Regions from separate parts of the Homo sapiens genome. Here regions 1 and 3 are each linked to region 2. A link is a loop called in an ENCODE intact Hi-C map of the cell type or tissue named here. Cell type or tissue: Calu3. All regions are shown on one strand. Region 1 overlaps ROCK1 (Rho associated coiled-coil containing protein kinase 1). Region 2 overlaps ROCK1 (Rho associated coiled-coil containing protein kinase 1). Region 3 overlaps LOC107985161 (a long non-coding RNA gene).

Region 1 (8,000 bases), 100 kb after region 2:
TTATGAAAGAATAAAATATACGCTTTAATATTTAATTTCCCCTAACACATCTTGTGTACATTTAACACCCTCTACAAGGTTAGATGAGTACTGGGAGAAAAGTGGTTTTCATTTCATATGCAGTTCTTTTTACCTTCTAAGTCTGCCAGGCCCAGGGGCAAGAAAATTACCACAGATTGGCTGCAAGTGATTTCAATCCATGCACTTTTCCCCTCATAAGGACATGAAATTTTATTTTGCATTACTTCTCCTTACTACTGCATTTATCTTTATCTTAGACATCAAAAACCTACATTTGTTACTATAAATATTTTATAAGGTAACAGCTAAATAATAATAAAATGTGAGGTTTAATATAAAATAAATACTGCATAATCACAAATGCAAGCTATATACATTTTTAATTATAAAAATGTATTAGATTGTCATGGGTCTTCTTTCTTTCTTTGAGGCACTTTCTAGGGAAAGCTAGCAGTAAAGGACACACCTGAGCTTTTGCATTTTTTCTGCTTTTTTTTTTTTTTTTTTTGAGGGTCTTGCTCTGTTGGCCAGGCTGGAGTGCAGTGGTGCAATGTTGGCTCAATGCAACCTCCACCTCCTGGGCTCAAGCCATCTTCCTGCCTCAGCCTCTTGAGTAGCGGGGACTACAGGCTCACGCTACCACACCTGGCTAAATTTCGTCTTTTTATAGACAGAGTTTCACCATATTGCCCAGGCTGGTCTTGAACTCCAGACCTCAAGCAATTGCTCCTGTCTCAGAGTCCCAAAGTGCTGGGATTACAGGTGTGAGCCACCACGCCTGGCCGAACTTTTGCTTTTAAGTGGATATTTAAATATTATCTAAGCAAGTGCATGGCAGTGTGAAGGTATACCAAGCAGTGTTGAAGTGGGAAAGCATCTATTCAGACTATATCCTGCTGCATGGCAGGAACTGGAAGAACTTCAGATAATCCTAAGCAATCTTCACTATAAAGTCTCACTCTTTAGTAAATGTTGTTTGTATAATTGAATAGCACTATGGAAAAGAATGGTTTTTGCGTGATGCTTAATAATGTAATCAGTTCCAGACAGGTCAAAACATTAAAAAAATAAAGAACCAGGCAAAAGCATTTTAAAGAAAAAAATAGTATATTTACATGATACCGTTGGGAGAACAAGTCACATAACCTTTCTGAGCCTCAGTTTTCTTTTTTGTAAAATGAGGGATAATGATTACAACACATAACAGATTTGTGAGAATTAAATGAGTTAACATGTGAAGTGTCTGGACCTTAATAGTCTCACTTCTCTCTCTTTTATTTCTGTTACTGACATTTGAAAGCTCTGAATGTTAGTCTCCCTATTAACAGGAATGACCTACACAGAAAACAGACATTTTAGTCACGTGGTCATAAAACCTTAAAAGTAAATCTTAGGTCATGATGTTAAACCCTTCCCCAATGCAGTAATCCAAAGTACTTTTGTTGTTGTTACACATGGGCATCTGAGTTTTGCGTGACCAAGTATTTGATCATGTGTTTGTTAATGAAAAATGAGCTGCCTCCACTAATTACATATAGTCACTAAGTGTTTGGACCTGGTACCACACACTTTAATTCTACAATACCATGGGATAGTCTATTACTTTTCAGCATCACCCATAAGCAAAACTTGTGTGCCTTTATTAGGGAAATAAAGTTGGCAAGAATGTATTCTTCTAACTTAACCAAAGCATATACCAACTGAGGTTTCTAAGGGGAGTCAAGACACTGGGGTGGGAGAGAGGGATGCAGGCTTCCATTTTAATGCAGTGGAAAAGCTGCACAATGCAAGGAATGTGTATGTCCAACTATAAATGAGGCAGGAACCTTAGCTTTTATTCAATACTCTGAAGTTCCATAAAATAATGCAGATAAGACTTCCACACTTCCTAAAAGTCCAAATTCTAGTACCAGGACTCGGAATGTTAACATAACATTCATCCAAGTGCAAAAACAATTCACGAGGAATGATAATCAAAGGATATACTTCCACTGATCCTTCACTTAATTTTATGATTTAGGCATGAGCAAAACTACCTTCTACTTTCACAACATGTCCATCATATAGCTTAATCATCAATTTAAAAATGTAGAGGAGGCCAGGCACGGTGGTTCACTCCTGTAATCTCAGCACTTTGGGAGGCCGAGGCAGGCGTACTGCCTGAGATCAGGAGTTAGAGACCAGCCTGGCCAAAATGGTGAAACCCCATCTCTACTAAAAATATAAAAATTAGTCAGGCATGGTGGTGGTGGGTACCTGTAATCCCAGCTACTCGGGAGGTTGAGACAGGACAATCGCTTGAACCCGGGAGGCAGAGGTTGCGGTGAGCCAAAATCATGCCTCCAGCCTGGGTGAAAGAGACTCCGTCTCCAAAAAAAAAAAAAAAAAAAAAAAAAAAAAAAAAAAACAAAAGTGGAGGAGAAAATATGTAACAGAGGGGCCAATCAATGTCAAAAAATTACAGTAATTAAATTCTTTGCTACTAATAGTTGAACAAGGGTAGTAGACCAGTTGTAGCAGTTACATTTTAAAAGAAGGTAGTTACATAAGAGAAGTATTTTCACATATACACACAAAGGCAGGCATAATCAATTAAAAGTATAACATTTTACAGTGATCTCTAAAGTAAAAACACTTCACATTTCCTGAGAAGCACTGATATGGCAGGGGGAGCAGGGGGAAGAGGAGGTAGAGGTCCATTGTGTTATGCCACAACAGAGTTCAAGTGAAAGCAGAAGCAAAAGAAAATTATTCAACACTACTACAAACTTTAGTTTTCTGGATAAATCTGAATTAACAAATATGAGTCAGGTGTAAAACATCATTTAGGATTAAATCCATTAAAAGTAACACATTATAAGGTATGAGAATTTAATGGCACTAGGAAAGGACAGTTACACTATTATAAGAAACATTCATTTTTAGGTAAATTTTCAAAACCTAAATGGTTATTATTCTAAACCTAACAGACATATTTTTGGAGAAACACCACCCCACCCTCAAAATCCATTGAAAACTATGGCAGCAAAACTGGGGCTTCTGAAAATCAAACTACTTCTAAAATGGGCTGACCACTGGTACTAAAGACTGCTGACCAACTTTGGTAAGAGAGGATATACCATTTAAAGAAAATGTTTTTGGTATATGTAGTAGAATGTTGTTTTAACTAAGTCCCTTAGGCCAGATGCTGTGGCTCACAACTGCAATCCCAGCACTTTGGGAGATCGAGACAGGAGGATCACTTGAAACCAGGAGTTCAAGACCAGCCTAGACAACATAGCAAGACCCTATCTCTACAAAAATAAAAGTAAAAAAAATAGCTGGGCGTGGTGCCGCATGCTTGCAGTCCCAGCTACTTGAGAGGCTGAGGCAGGAAGATCGCTTGAGCCCAGGAGCTCAAGGCTACAGTAATCTATGATTTTGCCACTGCACTACAGCCCTGGTGACAGAGTGGGACCCTGTCTCTAAAAATCAATCAGTCTGTCAATCTCTCTTCACTTGATAAAGAAATAATTCATCAAAATTAAGCACAGCTATGAAAATGAAAACAGAATTTCCTTAGGGAATTTTAACAACCTGATATTAAATACAGTTAAAATCTGTTTAACTGGTGTGACATTACTATACCCATGTCAATGCTGCCCAGGACATTTATAGTCAATAAATAAGTAAATAATGTTCCAAATTATCTAGTACAACAAACAATGGCTCTTCCCAATCAGTCTCCAATCATACCTTTGTCCAGCCTGTTTCTCTACACATACATAGCTGGGCTTAGGCCACAGTGTGCTACCAGCCATTTCCCAAATAAGCCAGGCTCACTCTACCCTATGGGGCCTTTGCACCTGCTCTATTCTCCCGCTGGAATGTGAACATTCTTACATTAAGACTGCCTCAAATGTCCCTTACTTTGTGCTGCCTTCCCCAGTGCCCTGAGGGGAAATGTTACATAACCTCCTTTGTGCTATTACAGAAATTATGTATTTAGCTGTTATACTGTAATTATTTATTTCTAAATCTGCCTCCTCTTCTGCAGGAAAGCAGAAAAAAAATACTTCCTGTCTCTCAGAGTTCAGAAGTTAGTTAGTAGGTAGAAAAAGTAAATACAGGATATCAAGTGTTATAAGTAGGTACTACATAAATAGAGAAAAGGCTATTTGGGGCTTCACAGAGAAGATGAAATTTGAGCTGAACCTTGAAGAATAGAATTATGAAGGAATAAGACAGAAGTGGGGCAAGGCAATCTAGAGGTGAAAAGCAACGAGAATTCAGAGAATGAGGATAGAATGTTCTGGACTGGGAAAGGTGAGAAGGAGATGAAGGAGAAGGAGTCAAAGCTGTGATGATCAGGGAGAGAATGTTAAAGGTATAACATACCAGGAGAAGAATTTACCTTCTGATAATTTGGAACCACAGGAATTTCTGCGGGGGAGAAAGTGGCATAACTGGTTTTTATTTTAGTAGTCTGGCAATGATAAAGATGATAAATTAAAAGTAGAAGAGACAGGTGGAGATGAAAGCAACTAGGAGGATACTGTGGTAATACAAGCATAAAAGGATAAAAGACTGAAAAACTGGGTAAACAGGAATGGGGCATTAGAGGCAAAAGAATCTGATGAATAATTGAAAGAGGAACAGGAAGGGTTGAAAATGATTATATGATCTTCAAGTTGATGTGAGTAGACAGTGACTTCATTAACCAAGGCAGATAATATAATTTGGAGAGATGATAAATATTTCAGACACACTACATCTGAGGTCCTTTGGGATATCATTTCATGAATAACTAGATGGCAGCTGAATATAAGTTTGGGTTTAACAGAGAGATTGGGACTACAATACAGATTTGGGAGTCATGAGAGCACACTTAAATCCATGAGAACATATGCAATCATCCAACAAGAATAAACAGGGAGAGTAGAGAAAGACTGAAGAATAGAACACTGGGAAACACTAACATTTAACAGGTACACAGAGCAGGCTGGGCATGGTGGCTCACACCTGAAATCCCAGTACTTTGGGAGGCCGAGGCTGGTGGATCACCTGAGGTCGGAGTTTGAGACCAGCCTGACCAACATGGAGAAACCCCTTCTTTACTAAAATACAAAAAATTAGCCGGGTATGGGGATGCGCACCTGTAGTCCCAGCTACTCAGGAGGCTGAGACAGGAGAATCGCTTGAACCCGGGAGGCGGAGGTTGCAGTGAGCCGACATAGCACCACTGCACTCCAGCCTGGTGACAGAGCAAGACTCTGTCTCAAAAAAAAAAAAAAAGGAAAGAAAAAAAAGAGGTACACAGAGCAAAAATGGTGGAGGAGGACACAGAGAAGAAAGACAGAATAGTACCAAGGAAGCTGAGAAGGAACTTAAAAAGAAGAAATGCCTTAAGAATGAATTTAAAACATCTCAGGAAGTCAAACAGAATAGAGAATGCAAAAGAAGCCAAATCATTTGCCATTTAAACATCACTGATGGTCGCACAACAACGTGAATGATTAATGCCACAGAACTATACATTTAGAATCAGTTAAATGGGCTAGGTGGCTCATGCCTGTAATCCCAGCACTTTGGGAGGCCAAGGCAGGAGGATCACTTGAGGTCAGGAGTTCAAGACCAGCCTGGCTAATACGGTGAAACCCCGTCTCTACTAAAAATACAAGAATTAGCTGGGCATGGTGGCAGGCACCTGTAATCCCAGCTATTCAGAAGGCTGAGGCAGGAGAATCACTTGAACCCAGGAGGTGGAGATTGCAGTGAGCCGAGATCGTGCCACTGCACTCCAGCCTAGGTGACAGAGGGAGAGTCTGTCTCAAACAAAAAAGAAACAGTTAAATGATAAGTTTTATGATACGTTTGTGTGTGTGTACATATATATACACACATAAAAATTTTTGTATTTGTAGTAGAGATGGGGTTTCACCATGTTGGCCAGGTTGGACTAAAATTTCTGACCTCAAGTGATCCTCCCCTCTTGGTACATACACACACACACACACACACACACACACACACAGAGCCATAATTTATTTTAAGTCACTATCAGATGTCAGCAAATTGGTGGACTAGGAAGCTCCAAGCTCTCCTTCACCGACAGAAACATCAAAAGTAACAAGCTATCTGAAGCAGGTCTGCAATAGTTCTGGAAAATTTAGGTTTATAGCAAAAAACAAGCAAATATCCAATCAAGTAAAAGCTATCCCAAATGGTAGGAAAGTGTTATGGCAGTTTACTTGCTCTTGTCCCACCCCCTGCCAGAGAAAAGGACAGTCTTTTTTTTTTTTTTTTTTTTTTTGAGACGGAGTCTCGCTCTGTCGCCCAGGCCGGACTGCGGACTGCAGTGGCGCAATCTCGGCTCACTGCAAGCTCCGCTTCCCGGGTTCACGCCATTCTCCTGCCTCAGCCTCCCGAGTAGCTGGGACTACAGGCGCCCACCACCGCGCCCGGCTAATTTTTTGTATTTTTAGTAGAGACGGGGTTTCACCTTGTTAGCCAGGATGGTCTCGATCTCCTGACCTCATGATCCACCCGCCTCGGCCTCCCAAAGTGCTGGGATTACAGGCGTGAGCCACCGCGCCCGGCCAAGGACAGTCTTAAGTCTTGAGCAGGTAGCAGACTGGTTCCTCCTCTTCCTACTCCCCCACACCTTGAACCCAAGAGGGTAGAATAAGACCATACTGTGTATGTTCATTCTATCTTGTATGGGAGATACCTGAAGGACTAAGGCAAGAACCTAAACTCTGTTTCACATAATTCAGAACACAGGCAGGAAAAGCAGCTGGTGCTGCTCATAAAGGCTACAAGGAAGCTAACTACAAAACCTACTGACACACCTGAGGTAAAAGATGGGGGAGTAGGGAGGACTAATGGACACAACACATACAATAGACCATCTAGGCCCAGAGGAGAAGTGGGGCGAGACTTTTTTGGGAAATTAGATGATTCAAAAGCAGCCATGTATACAGGAGAATATAAAAAGCCGTGTGAAGCCCAGGCAAAAAAAGCATGCTAAGGAAAATCCTGAGAAGATCCTAAGCTCTCATCTCATGTGAGTTTCATCCTGAAACTCAGAACAAGCCTAGCTAAGTGGTAAAGGAGTACCCCAGCAGAGGGCAAATCTGCAAAGACTGAGAGGTGGTTCTCTTTTTGTTTTCTGAGGCTTTTTTGGTATGTATTGGAGCATCTCACATTCAAGGAAATCTCTGTCCAAACATTAGCTGAATACAAGCTAAAGGAACCAAGACTTCAGTAATCACTCACAGTAAGGAATAGTCTTTGCAAAAACAATTTGGAAAAGTCTCAAAACAAATGGACTGCAGTCATTTGTACTACAGCCATCAGCAATAAAAAACAAACTGGCCAGGCACAGTGGCTCATGCCTGTAATCCCAGCACTTTGGGAGGCCAAGGCAGGCAGATCATTTGAGCCCAGGAGTTCGAGACCAGCCTGGCCAATATGGCGAAACCCCGTCTCTACTAAAAATACAAAAATTAGCCGGGTGTGGTGGCGTGCGCCTGTGGTCCCAACCGTTTGGGGGGCTAGGGTGCGAGAATCGTTTGAACCCGGGAGGCAGGGGCTGCAATGAGCTGAGATGGCACCACTGCACTCCAGCCTGGGTGACAGAGCAAGACTCTATCTCAAAACACCCACCTACACACACACACACACACACACACACACACACAGAGAGAGAGAGAGAGAGAGAGAGAGAACCTAGTGTGGTAGGAGTTATTAAGAAATTATTTTAGGCAGATAGAGAGGAAAAAAAAGGGTCCTTTGGAAGGTTTTTCGCAGCTCTTGTCTAGCAGGAAAGCCCGGGGCACCTGTGCTGTAATGGCAGTCTGAGTGGATGGAGTTTGAGCTCTGGGACCCATCAGTCCTGCTGGACCATCTGTGAGACTAGTTCTGAACCCAGAACAAAAGACCAAAGCAGGTCTGTCTCCAGTAGTCTCCACCACAGGCTGGACAGGGTCAAGGTGGCT
Region 2 (8,000 bases):
CTTCTCCAGTTTATATTCTGTCAACAAATTATATTAAATGTTATTGTATGGTATTAATTTAATTTCTGCATTTCAAACTAACAATGTCTTTAATTATTCAAATAAGTATACATTACATAGTAACTTTCAGTAACTTCATTAAGATAATTCTTAAGGCTACAGAAGTTACTTAATATATGAAAACAGGTATCTTAGAAACCTAACACAACATAGGTAAAGATAAATCACTGAATTTGATTTAACATGATGATTTTTTAAAAATTCTACATACCTTCCTCTGCCTTCTTCATTTTCTCTGTTAGCTCTTCATTCTCTCTTCTTAATATTTCAATATCTTTGGTTAGCATGCTGTTTGCTTCTTCAAGCTAAACAAAGCACACAAAAGTTTAAGCTCCAGCCTCTTTGCTATTCTCGTATTTCAGGCAGTAACCTTTAAATATACTGCTAGATAAAGACAGGTCAGACACTGCTGAACTACAGCAAATGTCTGGTTTCCAGCTTAAAATATGTAATTACATCAAAAATATTTAAAAGTAGTTAACAGCATCCAAAAATTATTTCATTGTATGCATATAGATATATGTATGAACAAAAGGGGGGCATATGTAATGGCAAGATAACTAGATTGCAAACTAAGAAATTTGTATTTAGTTCTAGCTCTGCGATTAACCTAGTATGTGACCCCGAGCAAGTCATACTTTTTCTGGACTTCAATATCTTTATCTGAATATTGATGATGAAAACGATAATAAAAACATTTATTTATAGATTACTTTTAGTAATATATAATCATTACTTGTTATATGTTATATTAATCATTCTATGTCTACTGTCTTATTTAATCCTCATAACAATCATGTGGAAGAGATATTACTATTTCTATTTTATAGATGAGAAATCTGAGGCTTAGAGAAGTTAAAGCCAACTTTGCCAAGACCATATAACTTCTTAGGGGCAAAACTGGAACCCAGAGTGACTGATAGTGGCTTTACAAGAAAAATCTAACTCCTCTTTTTAGTCGCATGATTCTATATAGATTACAGTATAAACCTCAGGAATAGGTAATTGTTTGGAGTATTGGTTTTCTTATAATGGATTTATATATTATCCCAAGAATTCCTCATTCCCAAATGGTTTCTCTATATTTCACAGAATTCTGGCCCATAAAATCAGTTGCAATGTATTAAGAGAACAACAAATGAATTTAAGCTAAGCCATTACTTCATATGAAATATAACTAATAAGATCTACAGCCAGAAAAACAGCCCAATATTGCATTGGTTCTGTGCCTATACAAACAAAAGCCCAATATCTTGAACAAGAATTTCAATAATTAACAAATGTTTGGTATTATACAAACTATTTTATACATGAGTACAGAATGACCACTATGTATTAACATAGAAGTAAATACACTTGCACACACACTTACCCTAATATTTTAAGATGTGACCTATTGTGATTTAAATAAATTTTATATAACTTACCTGACTATCACACTTACCCGACTAACAGTGTGATCTTTATCTGTAATCTCTTGTCTATTTCTTGAAGCAGCTTTCTTGCTTTCTTGCGTCAATTCAAAATACTGTTCTTCCAGAAGGCCTCGCGCCAACTGCTCAGACTCAGCTTTTGTTTCTGCTAGATCCAACTGAGTAGCAAGAGTTTCTCTGCAACAATTTTTTAAGAGAAACTGATGTAAACAAATTCAGTTCATCCTTCCAACTTAATCATATTCTTAAAAACACAATTAACTTTAAATGATAAAAAGAATTATTTTATTGCTTAAAATAAATTTAAATCCATTGCAAACTTTCTATAAAAGTAATGAATTTAACCTCTCACATGTTGAAAAATTATAAAAGAACTATTTAGTTTTCTATCCCATATTGTGCTTAACTAAAAAAGGTCATAAAGCAATAGCAAATAGTCTGCTTTTGAAAAGAAATTTCTTGCAGATTTGGAATGGAAGGCAGCGTGGCATAGTGGAAAAGTCATTGACTTGTTAATCAGCAGGCTAGACCCAGAACTTTATCTCTGTTTTATCATTAACTAATTGAGTAGAGACACTGGGCAAGTCCCTTACACTTCCTGCAGTTCAGTTTCATCAAATCTGTAAAATGAGATGGTTAAACTAGTCCCTTCCAGCTCTGAAATTAAATGAGATTATGAAAACTTATAAGAGATTTGCAAATCACTACAAACTAATCTGAGAATGCTCCCTGGAAATGATACTAAAACATTTCAGAACTGACATTCAGACCAAGACAACTCCAGTTTGCCTACTCTTCTCAAAGAGCCTCTCTTGGATAAGCTCTCTTAGTCACTACTGTATTCCCTGAACAGAGTAGGTGCTCAATAAATATGTTCTGAATGAGTAACTTCCACCTCCTATTTTCTAGTGAGTATTACAATTCAAATTTTCTGCCTGAAGCCTCAAGAGGGAGACATATAGTAAACATACACACACACACACACACACACACACACACACACACACATACACACAGAAAATTCATTAATTCACCCAACAGCTATTTACTTGAAGGTTTACTAAGTACTACACTATGTTTACTATGCATCACGCTGTTCTAGGAATTAAGAGATACAGCAGGCCGGAAGCAGTGGCTCACCCCCATAATCCCAGCCCTTTGGGAGGCTGAGGCGGGCAGATCATGAGGTCAGGAGTTGGAGACCAGTCTGCCAACGTAGTGGAACCCCATCTCTACTAAAAATACAAAAAATTAGCCAGGTGTGGTGGTGTGTGCCTGTAATCCCGGCTACTTGGGAGGCTGAGGTGACAGTGCAAGACTCCGTCTCAAAAATAAATAAATAAATAAATAAATAAATAAATAAATAAATAAATAAATAAATAAAGAGACACAGCAGTAACAAAGTTCCTGCCCTCAGGGAGCATGCATTAGTGGGGCCGTACAGGCAATTTAAAAAATGAACAAGTGCTATATAGTATGCCACAGAGAATAATACAAGATAAAATATGGAAAGTTATGAATATGATCACTTTTATTACAGGTTGATCAAGGAGGCCTCTCTGCTAAGACAACAGTAGAAGAAAAGTAGGGGGAAGAGAACAACAGATACTGTAAGGCTTTCCAAGGCAATACAAGGACTTTGACTTTTATTCTGGTACTCTGGTGTTTTAGAAAGATCATTCTGGCTGCTGTATTAAGATCAGACAGTAGGGGGACAATGGCAGAAGCTGGGATACCAGTTAGGAGACTACTGAAATAATCAAGATTGGAGATGATGGCAGTTTGGACCAGGTCAGTAAATGGTACAAGTGGTGAGAAGTGATTAGAGTCTATACATAATTTTTAGTTAACACTGGGAAAATTTGTTGGTGGACTGCATTTAGAGTGTAAGAAAAAAAGAAGAGTCTAGGATGACTCTAAATTTTTCACTTAAACAACTAGGAATAACAGAATTGTTCAGGACTGAAATGAGGAAGACAGGAAGGAGCAGTTCGCAAGGTCAGGGAATCAGGAAGTTTTTCTGGACACGTTAAATGTGGGGTGCTTAACACTCAAGCAGAGATGTCAATTAGACAGCTGGATACGTAAGTCTGGAATTCAAGGGAGGATGTACTTGGACTCTGACACCATTTAAAGCCACAAGGCTGGATGAGAACAAGTAGGGAGTAATCCCTTGAGCACTCCAAACTTTTAACGGTCTCAGCAATTAGAATGGAAAAAGGAACAAAGGAGGCTGAGAAAGAGTAGCCAGTTCAATAAGGAAAATACAGCATGTGGTGTCACAGAAGCCAAATGAAGACATTTTCTCAAGAGAGTAATCAACTAAGTCAAATCCTGCTATGAAATAAGGTGAGAACTGAGAAGTCACTATTAGGAAGACCCCACTGACCTTGAGAAGAGTTGTTCTGTTAGCATGATGAATGCAAAAGTATGACTGGAGTGAGCTCAAGAGAGAATGAAAGAAGACGGTGGAAGATACCTGGTATGTCACTTTTCAAGTAAGTTGGCTATAAAAAAAAGAAAAGTGGGATGGTGGCTACCATGTAGATAATGTAGTTAAAAGACGCAGTTTCGCTCTTGTTGCCCAGGCTGGAGCGCAATGGTGTGATCTTGGCTCACTGCAAACTCCGCCTCCTGGGTTGAAGCAATTCCCCTGCCTCAGCCTCCCGAGTAGTTGGGATTACAGGCATGTGCCACCACGCCCAGCTAATTTTGTATTTTTAGTACAGATGGGGTTTCTCCATGTTGGTCAGGCTGGTCTTGAACTCCCGACCTCAGGGAATCCACCCGCCTTGGCCTCCCAAAGTGCTGGGATTACAGGCGTGAGCCACCACGCCCGGTGTAAGAGGGTTGTTTTTAGAGGAGATATCTAAATATGTTTACATAACAATGATAATGACTACAAAAAGGTAAAAATTGATGTAGAAAAGATAAGAGAATTGTTGGAATCATAATTTTTTTTGGAGACTCAGTCTCTGTCGCCCAGGCTGGAGTGCAATGGCGCAATCTCGGCACACTGCAATCTTCGCCTCCCAGGTTCAAGCGATTCTCCTGCCTCAGCCTTCCAAGCAGCTGGGACTACAGGCATGTGCCACCATGCCCGGCTAATTTTTGCATTTTTAGTAGAGACGGGGTTTCACCGTGTTAGCCAGGCTGGTAGCGAACTCTTGACCCAAGTGATCCACCCACCTGGGCCTCCCAAATTGCTGGGATTACGGGCATGAGTCACCACACCCGACCAAGTCATATTCTTAAGTAGGCAGGAAGAGATAGGATCGAGGGACTAGCATTAGATAAGAGCGTTAGCTCATGATGTCCATTTACATCATCAGAAGGAAGGCAGGGTTTATAGGTACTATTCTCTACTTAGAAGCTATTCTCACCAAGATAATGAGTAGCCTTCAAAATAAATACAATGGACAATTTATGACTTTTTTGTGACCTTTCTCAATATTTGGCACTTTTTTTTTTTTTTTGAGATGGAGTCTTGCTCTGTCACCCAGGCTGGAGTGCAGTGGTGTGATCTCGGCTCCTCCCGGGTTCACGCCATTCTCCTGCCTCAGCCTCCCGAGTAGCTGGGACTACAGGCGCCCGCCCGTAATTTTTTGTATTTTTAGTAGAGACGGGGTTTCTCCATGTTAGCCAGAATGGTCTCGATCTCCTGACCTCGTGATCCCCCCGCCTCAGCCTCCCAAAGTGCTGGGATTACAGGCGTGAGCCACCGTGCCCAGCAATATTTGGCACTTTTAATCACTTTCTCTTTCTTGAAATATCCTCCTCCCCCAGTTTTTGTGATACTCTACTCTGATGCAGACAAGTTAGTAGCTATGGTGGTGAAAGAGAATAGATGTTCTCTTCTGATTTTTAGGAAGCAAGGCCATTAGCTAAGTACAAGAATAAGGAAAAGCTGGAGATCTGAGTAGAGACGAGATGTGAAATAATTTTCTTAGGAGAGTAGTAGAGTTAGTACTTTAGGAAAAGAAAGGATATGCTGCCAATGCCAAATCTAAGAATATTGGGAGTGGTTCTGCTAGCTACTATAATACAGGGCTTCAGGTTCACGACATGTTCTTATCTGGAGTTTCTGCTTTGTGTTAAGATAAAAGTATCTGGGTTATACTTTAAGACACCAGAAAACCTATTTAATCCAGAATATATTTCTATCCCTGGTTATGCTACTGTGCAAGAGAAAAAGCAAGAAAGAATTAGATGGTTCAGGGTAAAATTACCTGCATCTATACATTCATCCAGACTTCCTTTACAACTCTCCATAATGAAAGACTGTCTTTACTAATATTTAAGGTCAATCTCTCACCCTTATTCTCCTACCTCTTAAAAGAATTCAATAATCAATAATTCCATATTCTTCTGGATTATAAGATTATAAAGAATGGCTTTGTTCTTGTTTACAGGTATATTTCAAATGCCTAGAAAATTCTCTGGCCCATAGAATGCGCTCAGAAATTTTATTTATTTGAATGAATAGATGTGGGGCTGTTCCTACTCTGATCTCCTTCCCATGCTCCATTTAAATATGCTCAAGTTTACACTACTGTTAAAAAGAAAGTGCTCTCCTTCACACTCTCCTCTAGCTACTGCTACATCCCCTTGCCATAACAGCCAAGTCTCCTGAATTGTTTAATTTAACAAACACTTGCTGAGCATCACAATGCTGCAGTTACAATTGTAGGTGCTAGACATACAGCAATGAATTGAACCTAAGAATGAAATATCTGAAAATTCCTCCTACCATAGAGCTTTGTTTCTAGCGGAAAAACAAAAACAATAAATACAACAGGTAAGAAAATTATATATTAGGAGGGAATAAGTGCTGCAGAGAAAAATAAAATAGGGAAGGATGAACTGGGCACCACGGTAGTGGGGTGGGGATGTTTGCAATTTAAAAAGCATATTCAGGGAAGGCCTTGTCAAATGATGTGGACCTGGAGAAGGGCCAAGGAGCAAGCCATGTAGATACTTGGAGGAAACTGTTCCAGGCAGAGAGAAGAGCAATGTACATACCTGGAAGTAGGAGAGTGACTAATTGGTTTGTTGAATAGAAATAAGGCTAATCAGGCTGTTAGATATACTCTGTCTCTTGTTTTACCCTTTCCATTCAGTCTCAATCTACTTTAATACCTATTCTCATCTCTATTTAGAAGCTGTTCTCACCAAGATAATGAATAACCTTCAATATAAATAAATGGACAATTTATGACTGTTTTTCTTGACCTTTGTGGGTATGTGGCACTTTTTAAAATTTAATTTAATTTTTATTTATTTATTCTTTTTTTGAGACAGTCTCACTCTGTTGCCCAGGATGGAGTGCCGTGGCACCATCTAGGCTCACTGCAAGCTCCGCCTCCCAGGTTCACGCCATTCTCCTGCCTCAGCCTCCCGAGTAGCTGGGACTACAGGCACCTGCCACCACGCCCGGCTAATTTTTTTGTATTTTCAGTAGAGACGGGGTTTCACCCTGTTAGCCAGGATGGTCTCAATCTCCTGATATTGTGATCCGCCTGCCTCGGCCTCCCAAAGTGCTGGGATTACAGGCGTGAGCCACCATGCCCGGCCAATATGTGGCACTTTTAATCACTTTCTCTTTCTGGAAATATTCTCTTACCCCAGCTTTTGTGATATCCTGCTCTGATCTTCTCTTACACTGTTGGTAGCTTATTGGTTTCCCTTCCTCTGCCCATTCCTTAAAAGTCTAGGAGCTAGTAGTCTTTCCTCAGCCTTTGTGTCTTCTGATCCTACACTATGGATTACAATTTGCTACCTGAGAGGACCAAATGAGCCTACAACAGTGCCCCCTGCATCTATATATTCATCCAGACTTCCTTTACAACTCTCCATAATGAAAGACTGTCTTTAATAATATTTAAGGTCAATCTCTCACCCTTATTCTCCTACCTCTTAAAAGAATTCAATAATCAATAATTCCATATTCTTCTGGATTATAAGATTATAAAGAGTGGCTTTGTTCTTGTTCACACAGGTATATTTCAAATGCCTAGAAAATTGTCTGGAGGGATCCAGACACACATACACAAACATACACCTAAAAGAGTTTTGGGTCAACCTTTTACATAAAAATTCAGATTCTTGGTTTCTCTTGAAAAATCAGAAGATCCTGACATACTGGGCCAGTGTTATCATGTGGTAACAAATGGCTGGAACTGAGAAGGCGAGATCTTCAGTTTGTTACAATCCTTACAACTTACATTAACGAATATATCTGCACTTAGACCCCACTAATTACAGCCTAGTTACACCTATGGCATCATAGGCTCATGAGTTTATAAACTCTGAGATACACAATCACCTTAACAGATCTCTATATTAGTGGTTTCTGTATGCAAAGACTATCAAATCAGCTTCAAGTTCTTATCTTTTATCTGCATTCTAAAGCAATAAGCCCAAATACAGTGGTATCCATTTCTGTTTGGACATCCCATAGGCACCTCAAACTCAATAGGCCTGAAATTAAAATAATCTTCTCTCCTC
Region 3 (8,000 bases), 160 kb after region 2:
CAATATCTGAAATTTAAAATTTACTGGATGGGGCCGGATATGGTGGCTCACACCTGTAATCCCGGCTCTTTGGGAGGCTGAGGCAAGCGTATGTATCACTTGAGGTCAGGAGTTCAAAACCAGCCTGGGCAACATGGTCTCTACCAAAAATACAAAAAATTAGCTAGGCATGGTGACACGTAACTGTGGTCCCAGCTACTCAGGTGGCTGAGGTGGGAAGATCACTTGAGCCTGGGAGGTGGAAGTTGCAGTGAGTCAAGATTGTGCCACTGCATTCCAGCCTGGGTAACAGAGTGAGACCCTGTCTCAAAATAAATACATACGTAAAATAAAATTTACTGGATGGGTTCAATAGCAGAATGAAGATGACAGAGAAAAGAGTAAGTGAACCTAAAGACAGATTAATAGAAGTTATCCAATTTGAAGAACAAAGAGAAAAAAGATCGGAAAAAAACTGAATAGAACTTCAGGGACTCATGGGACTATATCAAAAGTCTAACACTGATAACACTGGAGTCCTATAAAGATATTGGTATGGAAAAAAACATTTGAAGATAATGACTGAAAACTTCCCAAACTTGGAGAAAAAGACATCAACTTGCAGATTTAAGAAGTTCAGCGAACCCAAAATAGAATAAACTCAGAGAAAAGCGCACCCAAACACATTATAATCAAACTACTAAACACTAAATGTAATGAAAAAAATCTTAAAAGCAGCTAAGGAAAAATGACACATTATATACAGGAGAACGATGATGTTAACAATGATGTTGGACTTCTCATCAGAAACCACAGAAGCCAGAAGACAGTGGAATAACATCTGTAAAATTATGACAAAACTGTCAAGCCAGCACTCCACATCCAGCAAAAATATCCTCAGGCATGAAGGAGAAACAAAGATATTCTCAGATGAAGGAAAACTAAGAAAACTCATAGCTAACTAAAAGAAATGTGCAAGGAAGTTCTTCAGACTGAAGCAAAATAATACTAGGTGAAACCTGGAACTTTAGGAATGAATGAAGAACAACACGAACAGTAAATAGCTGGGTAAATCTAAAAGATTGTTTGCCTTTTTCTTCCTATTTAGTTCTTTAAAATATGTATAATTTTTTGTTGTTGTTTTTTGTTTTTTGTTGTTTGTTATTGTTGTTGTTGTTTGAGATGGAGTCTCACTCTTGTCATCCAGGCTGGAGTGTAGTGGCGTGATCTCAGCTCGCTGCAACCTTGGTTCAAGCGATTCTCCTGCCACAACCTCCCATGTAGCTGGGATTACAGGCACGCGCCACCATGCCCAGCTAATTTTGTATTATTAGTAGAGACGTGGTTTCACCATGTTGGCCAGGATGGTCTCAATCTCTTGACCTCGTGTTCCACCCACCTTAGCCTCCCAAAGTGCTGGGATTACAGACATGAGCCACTGCACCCGGCCTAAAATATGTATAATTGTTGAAAGAAAAAAAAATTTTTGAAAGAAAAATTTAACCTTGTCCTATGGGGTTTTTAATGCTTCTGTATATTTAATATATATGACAACTATGACATAAAGGAAGGAAGTTAAAGGACCTTTATGGTTGTAAGGCATCTGCATATTACTTAAATAGTAAAACATTGCTCTAAGTAGACCCAGAAATGTTAAGTATTTCTATTGTACTACTTAGAGCAGTCATTCTTAATTGGAGTCGAGAAGACATTTTTGATTGCCATAACTGGAGAAAGGCGTGTGACTGGCATCTAGTGGGTAGAGGTCAGAAATGTTGCTAAACATTTTACATTGCACAATGCAGAACAAAGATTTATCTGGTCCAAAACAGAGAATTATCTGTTTCAAAATATCAATAGTGTTAAGAGTGAGAAACCTTGCTCTAGAACAACCAGAAAGAGCGAGAGTGAGAGAGAACCAAAAAGCAACAGATAAAATAGAGTAGAATACTGAAACTATCCAAACAGTCCAAAAGAAGGCAGAAAGGGAAAGAGAAAATAGGGAAACAAAAAAGCAGACAGGACAAAAAAAAATACATAATAAAATGATATAACTAAATCTAAACATCCCAATAATTACATTAAATATAAATGATCTAAACACACCAATTAAAAGATAAAAGTTACTATATTGGCTTAAAAAATCTCTGTGCTGTCCTCAGGAAAGCCAGTTTAATTATAAAGACTTAGATAGGCAAAAAGTAAAAAGGTAGAAAAAGATATACCATGCAAACAATAATCAAAAGGAATTTGGAGAAGACATAATAATCCTAAATGGGTACACATCTAATAACAAGGTTTTAAGATACATGAAGGACAAAAACAAATCTTAACAAATTTACATAAGTTGAAACCACACAAAGCATTTTAACTGACCATAATAAAATTATGTTAGAAATCCACAACAGAAATATAATTCCATTTTGTTTTTGCATATGGATGTCAAATTATTGGATTGCCAGTTGCTAAAAACTGTCCTTTCACCATTTAATTTCTTTGGCAACTTTACTGAAAATCAATTAAGCAATTTTGTGTGAGTCTATTTCTGGACTCTCTATTCTATTCAATTGATCTATATGTTTGTCTTTTACCAATACTATGCTGTCTTGATTACTCTAGATTTATAAAAGCCTTGAAATCAAGAAGTGTGACTGCTGCAGCTTTGTTTGTATTTTTCAAAATTGTTTTGGCTATTATAGGTCCTTTGCTTATCCATGTACATTCTATTTATTATTTTGTTTTATTTTTAAATTAAATTAAATTTTATTTATTTTTAGAGATGGGAGTCTTGCTATGTTACCTAGCCTGAAGTTCAGTGGCTATTCATAGGCATGATCACAGTGCACTACAGCCTCAAACGCCTGTGCTCAGCAATCCTCCTGCCTCAGCCTCCTGAGTAGCTGAAACTACTGTGTGCCCCACACCCAGCCATGTAAATGGTAAAATCAACCTGCTGATTGCTACAAAATACCCTAATGGGATTTTGATTGAGATTACATTAAATCTATAAATAAATTTGGGAAGAACTGACATCCTAATAATACTGAGTCTTCTAATCCATAAACACCATATAATTTCCATTTACTTATGTCTTCTTTTATTTGTTTGTTTGTTTGTTGGTTTTTGAGACAGAGTTTCGCTCTTGTTGCCCAGGCTGGAGTACAATGGCACAATCTTGGCTCACCGCAACCTCCACCTCCCAGGTTCAAACGATTCTCCTGCCTCAGACTCCCGAGTAGCTGGGATTACAGCCATGCACCACCATGCCCGTCTAATTTTGTATTTTTAGTAGAGATGAGGTTTCTCCATGTTGGTCAGGCTGGTCTCGAACTCCCGATCTCAGGTGATCCGCCTGCCTCAGCCTCCCAAAGTGCTGGGATTACAGGAGTGAGCCACTGCACTCAGCCCACCTTCTTTTATTTCTTACATTAATAATTTGGAATTTCTAGCACATATTTTGTTAGATTATACACAAATATTTCATATTTTTACATTTTTTATATATATTATTCTCTCCAAATTTCAATATATAATAGTTGTTCCTAGTTTATAGAGGTACAATTGGTGTTTGTATATTGATGTTAAATCCTTTAATTTTTACAAGTGATGGGTTTTGGAGTTTATAAAATAAAAAAAAGAAAAGAAAGTTGTGATTTTCCTAAATTCACTTATTCATTCCACTAGATTTTTTTTTTTTTTTTTTTTTTTTTTTAGTATTTATTGATCATTCTTGGGTGTTTCTCAGAGAGGGGGATGTGGCAGGGTCATAGGATAATAGTGGAGAGAAGGTCAGCATATAAACACAAGAACAAAGGTCTCTGGTTTTCCTAGGCAGAGGTCCCTGCGGCCTTCGGCCCTGTTTGTGTCCCTGGGTACTTGAGATTAGGGAGTGGTGATGACTCTTAACGAGCATGCTGCCTTCAAGCATCTGTTTAACAAAGCACATCTTGCACCACCCTTAATCCATTTAACCCTGAGTTGACTCAGCACATGTTTCAGAGAGCACAGGGTTGGGGGTAAGGTTATAGATTAACAGCATCCCAAGGCAGAAGAATTTTTCTTAGTACAGAACAAAATGGTGTCTCCTATGTCTACTTCTTTCTACACAGACACAGTAACAATCTGATCTCTCTTTCTTTTCCCCACATTTCCCCCTTTTCTTTTCAACAAAACCGCCATCGTCATCATGGCCCGTTCTTGATGGTCGCTGTCTCTTCGGAGCTGTTGGGTACACTTCCCAGAAGGGGTGGCCTGGCAGAGGCGCCCCTCACTTCCCAGACGGGATGGCAGCCGGGCAGAGATGCCCCTCACCTCCCAGACGGGGCGGCCTGGCAGAGGCGCCCCTCACCTCCCAGACGAAGGGTGGCTGGGCAGAGGCACCCCTCACTTCCCAGTCAGGGCGGCCGGGCAGAGATGCCCCTCACCTCCCAGACGGGGCGGCCGGGCAGAGGCGCTCCTCACATCCCAGATGGGGTGGCGGCCGGGCAGAGGCACTGCTCACTTCCCAGACAGGGCGGCCGGGTAGAGGTGCTCCTCACATCCCAGACAATGGGTGGCCAGTCAGACGCTCTTCACTTCCCAGACGGGGTGGCGGCCGGTCCGAGGCACTCCTCACTTCCCAGACGGGGTGGCCGGGCAGAGGCACTCCTCACTTCCCAGACGGGGTGGCCGGGCAGAGGGGCTCCCCACCTCCCAGACGTTGGGCGGCCAGGCAGAGACGCTCCCCACTTCCCAGATGGGGTGGCAGCCGGGCAGAGGCTGTAATCTTAGCACTTTGGGAGGCCAAGGCAGGCGGCTGGAAGGTGGAGGTTGCAGCGAGCCAAGATCACGCCACTGCACTCCAGCCTGGGCAACACTGAGCATTGAGTGAGCGAGACTCCGTCTGCAATCCCAGCACCCCGGGAGGCCGAGGCGGGCAGACCACTCGAGGTCAGGAGCCAGAGACCAGCCTGGTCAACAGGGCGAAACCCCATCTCCTCCAAAAATACAAAAACCAGTCAGGCATGGCGGCACGCGACGGCAATCCCAGGCACTCGGCAGGCCGAGGCAGGAGAACCATGGGAGCCCAGGGCAGGGAGGCTGCAGCCAGCCAAGATCACGGCAGTGCAGTCCAGCCTCGGCAACAGAGGGAGACTGAAGAAAGAAAGAAGAGGGGGGGGGGGGGGGAGGGAGGGGGAGGAGGGAGAGGCTCCACTAGATGTTTTATGTATTTCTTGGAGTTTTTTATTTAGATGATCATGTTGTCAGCCAATAGAGACAGAATTATTTTTTTTATCTGTATTCATTTTATTTCTTTTTCTTGTCTTAATGCACTGGCTTGGCTTTGCAGTACAGTGTTGAATAGAAGCAATGAGAGTGGACATCCTTCCTTTGTTTTTGATATTAGGAGAAACCATTCAGTCATTTACCATTATGTTAGCTACATGTGCCCTCTATTAAAATGGAGAAGTTCCCTTCTTGGTTTGGTAGGCTTTTTAGAAATTAAAGTATGAATGTTTTTTCTTCATGTATTGAGATGATCATATGATTTTTAAAATTCTGTTGATATTGTAAATTACACTGACTTTTAAATACATTTTAAATATTAAACCAACATTATCCCATTTCTTGAATAACTTGTCATTAAGTGTTACTATTTTAATAAATTGCTGGATTCAATTTGCCAACATTTTAGAAGATTTTAGGTGTCTATGTTTATATTCTCTCTCTCATGTCTGTGGGGGGTGTGTGCGTGTGTCTTCCTCTCTCTCTCTTATTTTTTTCTTTTCCCTTTCCTTTGGTTTGTTTCACTATCACAGTAGTGCTAGACTCATACAATGAGCTGGGAAGTGTCCTGTCCTCTACTATTTTCTATGTTTATGTAGAATTGTTATAATATCTTTAACTGTTTGGTGTAACTCACTGGGGAAATCTAGAATTTTCTTTATTAAAACTTTTAAACCATAAATTCATTTTTAAAAGTAGATATAAGGTTCTTCAGGTTACCCATTTCTTCTTGAGGGAGCTTTGTTAATTTGTGTTTTTCATCTAAGTTATTATATTTCTGAGAATAAATTTTTAAATTATATTCCCCTATTGTCCTTATAGTGTTGGTAGTGTCTCTAGTGATGGCCTCTCTTTCATTCCTAATATTGGTAATTTGCCTTTGCTCTCTTTTTTCTTGGTCAGTTTGGCTAAAGGTTTATACATTTTACTGGTCTTTTCAATGAATTAGCTTTTTATTTCATTGTTTTATTATTTCCTTATTTTCAATTTTATTGATTTCCACTGCTATATTTATTATTTTATTTTTTCTACATGCTTGCATTTATTTCATCCTTTTTCTAGGTTCTTAAGCTCAAAGCTTAGGCTATTACTTTTACACACTTGTTCTTTTCTAATATATACATTCTGTTTTGTAAGTTTTCCTTTAAGTATTGGCTGCAGTCCACAAATTTTGATTTTTTTAAATGTGTTTTTATTTATTTGTTTTTATTTTTATTCAATTCAAAATATTTTCTAATTTCCTTGAAAATTCTCTTTGGCACATGGTTTATTTAGAAGTATGTGGTTCAATTTCCAAATATTTGGGGATTTTCCTGATATCGTTCTATTGTTTTCTTGTTTAATCCTGCTCTGGTGAGATAACAGATTATATATATGGATTTTTTTCCCCAGTGGACTTTTTTTTAAATAACCATGATATAAAATTTGCCATTTTCAAGTTCACAACTCAGTTGCATTAAGCACATTTACAATGTTGTGTAACCATCATCACTATTTCCAGAACATTTTCATCATCACCAGAAGCTCTGTACCCATTAAACAATAGCATGCCATTTCCCCCAACCTCGTGTAACCACTAGCCTATTCTCTGTCTCTATGAAATTGTCTATTCTGTGTATGCTTTTAATTCTTTAAACTTGTTAATATTTGTTTTATGGTCCAGAGTATGGTCTATTTTGGTTAATGTCCCATGTACATTTGGAAAGATTGTGTAGTCTGTTGATGTTGGGTAAAATGTTGTTAAAAAAAAAGCTAATATGGTCAACTTAATTGATAGTATTGTTCTCTTATATCCTACTAATTTTTAATTAAATTCTTCTATTGATTTCTGAGAAAGAAGTGTTGATGTTTACATGTATAAATGCAGATTTCTTTATTTTTCCTTTAGTTCTTTTAGCTTTTGTTTCATATATTTTGAAGCCCTGTTGTTAGGTGCACACACATTTAGGATTATTACCTCTTTAATGAGTTACACATTTTAATTATGTAATGTTCCTCTTTATTCATAATAATGCAGGTTGAGCATTCCTAATCTGAAAATCTGAAATTCAAAGTGCTCCAAAATCTGAAACTTTTGGAGTGCTGACATGACACCACAAATGGAAAATTCCACACTTGACTCCATGGATGGGTTGCAGTCAGAACATAGGAGTACAACCCAGTCTATTCAGATGCCTCCTCATCCCTAGAGGACCCACTTGCTGGTCTCTTGACTGCTTCTAATGTTTCTTCTCACCTAAAAAAAAAAAATACAATGTACAGTTACCTTTTAGTCAAAACACAGCATGGTGGGTTGAGATTGAAATCCTGCCGCTGTTTTTCATGCTGTTGTTTAACAGCTGATCCAAGTATTCTGGTGGTGCTGCTGTGCTGTTTTGTTACCCTGCACACATTATTTTTTCGACATTAGTGATATGTCATATCATTTTCAGTATTAATGATATGTCTTTTTTTTTTTTTTACTATTAGGTACTCATGTGTGAATAAGTGTAAGAAAATGATTGTTTATCGGTAGCATATGAGTTCAGAGTCAGGAATGATGGTGACGCCAAACCACTACAGATCATCCACATGGGTGGCTACAGTAGGGGCACCTTTGATTTCTGATGGTTCAGTGTATCCAACTTTGTTTCATGAACAAAATTATTTAAAATATTGTATTGGGCCGGGCGCGGTGGCTCTTGCCTATAATCCCAGCACTTTGGGATGCCAAGGCATGCAGATCACCTGAGCTCAGGAGTTTAAGACCAGCCTGG

The links. A loop is a pair of places that touch in the nucleus more often than their neighbours do. Peaks named below come from ENCODE experiments on the same cell type or tissue, not always from the same donor. Only the 100,000 strongest peaks of a DNase experiment are listed, where the experiment ranks them.
Region 1: it touches region 2 in a loop (2.3-fold over the local background); 2 of 110 quality-filtered maps call a loop at or near these places.
Region 3: a loop joins it to region 2, with 5 times the contacts of the local background. A loop is called at or near these places in 22 of 110 quality-filtered maps.

Annotation. Positions count from the first base shown.
Region 1 is chr18:21,070,672-21,078,671 of GRCh38, forward strand. The region is part of intron 1 of ROCK1 (Rho associated coiled-coil containing protein kinase 1); the gene reads right to left. Among named protein-coding and RNA genes, the nearest start is that of ROCK1, 37 kb to the right of the region's middle. In Calu3, no CTCF peak of the experiment used is centred here; a DNase peak (open chromatin) is centred at 4,450.
Region 2 is chr18:20,968,844-20,976,843 of GRCh38, forward strand. ROCK1 (Rho associated coiled-coil containing protein kinase 1) reads right to left here. Exons shown (of 33, transcript NM_005406.3): 23 at 1,505-1,670; 24 at 272-365; 25 at 1-17. Among named protein-coding and RNA genes, the nearest start is that of ROCK1, 140 kb to the right of the region's middle. In Calu3, no CTCF peak of the experiment used is centred here; a DNase peak (open chromatin) is centred at 3,188.
Region 3 is chr18:21,133,353-21,141,352 of GRCh38, forward strand. It overlaps LOC107985161 (a long non-coding RNA gene), which reads right to left. Exons shown (of 3, transcript XR_001753365.2): 3 at 7,221-7,480. Among named protein-coding and RNA genes, the nearest start is that of ROCK1, 26 kb to the left of the region's middle. In Calu3, no CTCF peak of the experiment used is centred here; no DNase peak of the experiment used is centred here.